Linked DNA regions of Homo sapiens: region 2 is linked to region 1. Evidence: read pairs that join two places in POLR2A ChIA-PET (ENCODE). Cell type or tissue: K562. All regions are shown on one strand. Region 1 overlaps FTSJ3 (FtsJ RNA 2'-O-methyltransferase 3). Region 2 overlaps CCDC47 (coiled-coil domain containing 47).

Region 1 (2,500 bases):
ATCAGCTGCCCTTCTCCCAAGGAAGACTCATCTCCCCGCAGTCTTGCCCCCGGCCTCTCCTTACCTTTGAGAACCACAGGTTGGCTTGTTCTTCCTGCAGTACTGCCTTTTCCTCCAGTGGTACCAGCAGTGGATTCTCCTCCTCCTCCTCCTCTTTATCATCTTGCACTTCAGTAAGTCGCATACTGTAGACCCAAAGGAAAGTAGGGGGCTCAGAGACCCAGATTGCCTGGAGCCCTTGCTGCCCTACTCAGGCTCTGGTAGTACCCACCCTAACACTTCCTCAGAGTGGCAGCATTCCCTTTGGTGCACACGTGCCCCTTACCGCTTTTGGTCCCTTAGACCCTGATGTCCCCTGACTCCTGCCAGCTCCTCTGGATCCAGGTCACTATCCAGAGATGTGTCATCACCGTCGTCCTCAACATCTGACACATAGATATCATCCCTTGGCAGATCGGACAGAAATGTGTCTGCTGCACTCATATCCCCTTGTGTTACTTCCTCTAATAACTGAAGTGTAACAGAAACAAAGGTAAACTATTTAAAAGGAAATATACTGTTTTTTTTTCTGTGTCCCTCACCTCAGTCTATGCTCAGCAACACTAGAAAGAACACTGGCAAATCCATTATCCTTTCACAGATGGGAAAGCTCAGATCCAGGGTAGTGAATGGCCTGTTTACAACATCCCGTTCTAGGCTGGGTTACTGATCTATCCCACTCAGCTGTCTTGTCTCAGTGGTATCACAAATAGGTCTTAAGGAAGGTACCTACAGCCCACATAGCACCAAATCTTAACATATTCTACAACACTGGTTTTCCTTTAAAAATTATTCTCAGACAGCATCTCAATCATCTCCTGAGAATACCGTCTACACAGTTTGTTTCCACTGAATAAAAGGGGCCCAGCCAACATACATCCAACAAAACTGTTCCACTTAAACCAATTGTCAGAACCTTTTATTTTCCTCATGGTAAAGATACTAGGCTGGGTATGGTGGCTCACACCTGTAATCTCAGCATTTTGGGAGGCTGAGGCAGGAGGATTGCTTGATGCCAGGAGTTTGAGGCTGCAGTGAGTCATGATGGCACCACTGAACTCCAGCCTGGGTGACAAAACAAGATCTTGTCTCAAAGGAAAAACTCCAACTACTATTTCTTGAGTGTTTATCACATATGAGGGATTACACCTATCTTTTTTTATTCCTCACCAAAAACTCTAGTAGGTAGGTTCTATTATTGTTTTACAGATGAGGAAACTGAGGCAGCAAGGATAAGTGGTAGTCAGCTCAGTCACTTCACAAAGCTCCAGGTGGTAGAGCTGGGAAGGAAACCTGAGCCTGTGTCTGCTCTAGGGCCACCATGCTCTACTGCCCTCCTGTACAACAAAGATGACCTGATTATGACACTCCCACACATAAGCCACAAAAGTTCATTTTGTTTGTGACCCTGATTTTGTCAGGAAAAACATGTTCTTCAGTATTCAGTGGAAGTACCCTAATGCGAGTGCTCACTTGGTCTCAATGAACTAAAGAATGCTGCTCCCCTCTGAGGGAGATCCTCTATTCATCTGTGCTTGAAACTCAAGTAACCTGGCAGCATCTACTATAACCTAAGTTCTTTTCTGATGTTCTAGTTCTTCAAGAATAAATCTATCAGCCGGGCGCGGTGGCTCACGCCTGTAATCCCAGCACTTTGGGAGGCCGAGGTGGGCAGATCACGAGGTCAGGAGGTCGAGACCATCCTGGCTAACACGGTGAAACCCCGTCTCTACTAAAAATACAAAAAATTAGCCAGGCGTGGTGGTAGGCGCCTGTTGTCCCAGCTACTCGGGAGGCTGAGGCAGGAGAATGGTGTGAACCTGGAAGGTGGAGCTTGCAGTGGGCCGAGATCGTGCCACTGCACTCCAGCCTGGGCAACAGAGCAAGACTCCGTCTCAAAAAAAAAAAAAATAAATCTATCACACTCATCTATCTACCTAACTCATCCTTTTTGGTTTATGTTTCTTTGTGGCCTTATACTCACCAAGGCACCCTGTGGTGAAGACAGCAACCACAGCCTATCGTTCGGCAACCTAAAAAGACATTCAACACCCCCCACCTCCAAACACCCAAACAGATCCTTCTGTCTCCTAAACCTGCACCCCCAATGCCGCCTCACCTGGTGACCCCGGATGGTGCTCAAGGAGAACATGCCAGTCTCCCCCTCGTCTGCAATGGAAACCCCAGGCAGATCCATCTTCAGCTCCACACGCTCCCGCTGCTTTCTCTGCTCACGCAACAGCTTCTTTTTCTTCCTGAGGGGGTGGATTGAGGGAGTAAAACCGGCCCAGCTCCAAAGTTTCTATCCATGCCTTGCATTTTCTTCTCCCATCTTCACACAGTCCCTGCGTTGGGGAACTCCAAGCTCTACCCCAGCTCCTTTCACCTCTTCAATTCCGCCACCTCCTGGGCCTTCATTTCTGCCAAGGTCTGGTTCAGTTGTTCCTCCTCCTCCTCTTCC
Region 2 (2,500 bases), 52 kb before region 1:
AAAAATACAAAAATTAGCCGGGCATGGTGACAGGCGCCTGTAATCCCAGCTACTTGGGAGGCTGAGGCAGGAGGATCGCTTGAATCAGGAGGTGGAGGTTGCAGTGAGCCGAGACAGCGCCATTGCAGTCCAGCCTGGGCAACAAGAGTGAAACTCCATCTCAAAAAAAAAAAAAAAGAAAAGAAAAGAAAAGAAAAAGAAAACAAAAAAGTTTAACAGGGATGTCAAATTTTTTGGTTTCCCTGAGGCACAACGGAAGAAGAATAATTGTCTTGGGCCACACATAAAATACACTAACACTAATGATAGCCAATAAGCTAAAAAATATCTCATAATGTTTTAAGAAAGTTTACGAATTTGTGTTAGGCCACATTCAAAGCTGTCCTGGGTCACATGCGGCCTGCAGGCCATGGGTTGGACAAGCTTGGTTTAGAAAAACATACATTTACATACAAATATTAGTTAGCTTGTATGGTAGAATTCTGGATATTTTGTCTTTATTTTTCTTTCTTTTTTTTTTTTTTTTTGAGGCAGAGTCTCACTCTGTAGCCCAGGTTGGAGTGTAGTGGCGTGATCTCGGGTCACTGCAACCTCTGCCTCCTGGGTTCAAGCGATTCTTCTGTCTCAGCCTCCTGAGTAGCTGGGTTATAGGCACTCACCATCATGCCTGGCTAATTTTTTTTGTAGTTTAAGTACAGATGGGGTTTCACCATGTTGGCCAGGTTGGTCTCGAACTCCTGACCTCAGGTGATCCACCTGCCTCGGCCTCCCAAAGTGCTGGGATTACAGGCATTTACAGGCATGAGCCACCGTGCCCGGACTAATTTTTTTTTTTCTGTAGTGTACTTTTGTCACTAGAGAAGAGGCATTGCAGACTGCGGAACAGGTTTGGCATGGAGGCCTGAAATAGCATATTTTAGGAGCCTGGTATGATAGGACATTGGGTTTGTAGACTCAAGTGGGAGAAAGGAGGCTGGAAAGGCCCTCAGGGGCCAGGTCATGATGAAATCATTACTGGCAACTGCAGGGAAGTGATAAGGATGGAAGCCATAATGCAAGCAATTGAGTATTAACGGAAGTGAGAGTATGGCAAAGGGAAATATGTACTACTCTTTCAAGGTGCTCTGAGATGGAGAATATTCTAAATCTCATTTATAGCACTGAAACTTCTTAAAGAAATCAGTTTAATATCGAAGGTTATTGTCGAATGCCTTGCAATCCATGGATGCTCAAGAAATTAAATGCTCTTAAAGGCTGGGCGCAGTGGCTCACACCTGTAATCCCAGCACTTTGGGAGGCCAATACGGGCAGATCAGCGGAGGTCAGGAGTTCGAGAACAGCCTGGTCAACATGGTGAAATCCCGTCTCGACTAAAAATACCAAAAAATTAGCCAGGCATGGTGGCACACACCTGTAATCCCAGCTACTTGGGAGGCTGAGGCAGGAAAATTGCTTAAACTTGGGAGGCGGAGATTGCAGTGAGCCAAGATCATGCCACTGCACTCCAGCCTGGGTGACAGAGCGAGACTGTGTCAAAAAAAAAAAAAAGAAAGAAAGAAAGAAAGGAAGGAAGGAAGGAAGGAAGGAAGGAAGGAAGAAAGAAAGAAAGAAATTAAATGTTCTTAGAATTAAAGTTCATAAAATTTGAAAGGTACAAATGATTTTGAGAAATGCCATAAAGGATAGGCCAACGGTACAGTAGGCCCTACCCATGGGTTCCACATCTGTGGATTCAACCAACCACAGATGGAACAGATTTGGAGGCAAGAACAGTTAAAAAAAAATACAATTAAATTAGGTATTATAAGTAATCTAGAGATAATTATATAGTGTATATACATATACATATATAAGTATATGGTAGGAGGTGCATAGGTTATACGTAAATACTACACCATTTTATATAAGGGACTTGAGTATCCATGGATTTTGGTATTCTCAAGGGGTCCTGGAACCAATCCCCCATACATATCAAGGGAGAACTAAACATTCTTTTTATACTAGTTGATCCTTCAGGTTAGTATCAAGGGACAATCTATGGGAAAGCATGCCACTTTGTCAATGCCAGCCTCAAAGAGGTATGGGATGTGTCTCTAAACATCCCTAGCTTCCTTTAACCATCTTTAGTTACTAATGAGTGTTTTTAAACTCTGGAATGTATATTTTCCACTTCCACTAGGCCTAAGGGTCTTCAGTCCTCTAAATTACTACCTGTTAAAGTTTCTCTTCTAGTTTTTCTAGGCTTTCCCTCTAGTTCTCATGTTGTGATATTTGGTCAAAAGTGGAAGAAATATAGAAAACAGCACATACTTTGGTGAAATTAGACTTGGTTTAAAATGTCAGCTCTAGGCCAGGCGTGGTGGTCCACGTCTGTAATCTCAGCACTTTGGGAGGCCGAGGTGGGTGGATCATTTGAGGTCAGGAGTTCGAGACCAGCTTGGCCAAAATAGTGAAACCCCACCTCTACTAAAAATACAAAAATTAGCCGGGCGTGGTGGCA

What was found. ChIA-PET counts read pairs that join two places held together with the same protein. Peaks named below come from ENCODE experiments on the same cell type or tissue, not always from the same donor. Only the 100,000 strongest peaks of a DNase experiment are listed, where the experiment ranks them.
Region 2: POLR2A ChIA-PET joins it to region 1 with 5 read pairs; 34 of 35 experiments call an interaction of 5 or more read pairs at or near these places.

What each region holds. Positions count from the first base shown.
Region 1 is chr17:63,821,659-63,824,158 of GRCh38, forward strand. FTSJ3 (FtsJ RNA 2'-O-methyltransferase 3) reads right to left here. Exons shown (of 21, transcript NM_017647.4): 12 at 2,426-2,500; 13 at 2,159-2,294; 14 at 326-510; 15 at 65-185. Among named protein-coding and RNA genes, the nearest start is that of PSMC5, 4.5 kb to the right of the region's middle. In K562, no CTCF peak of the experiment used is centred here; no DNase peak of the experiment used is centred here.
Region 2 is chr17:63,769,452-63,771,951 of GRCh38, forward strand. All of the region lies in intron 1 of CCDC47 (coiled-coil domain containing 47), which reads right to left. Among named protein-coding and RNA genes, the nearest start is that of CCDC47, 2.9 kb to the right of the region's middle. In K562, no CTCF peak of the experiment used is centred here; a DNase peak (open chromatin) is centred at 990; H3K4me3 peaks cover 1,276 bases.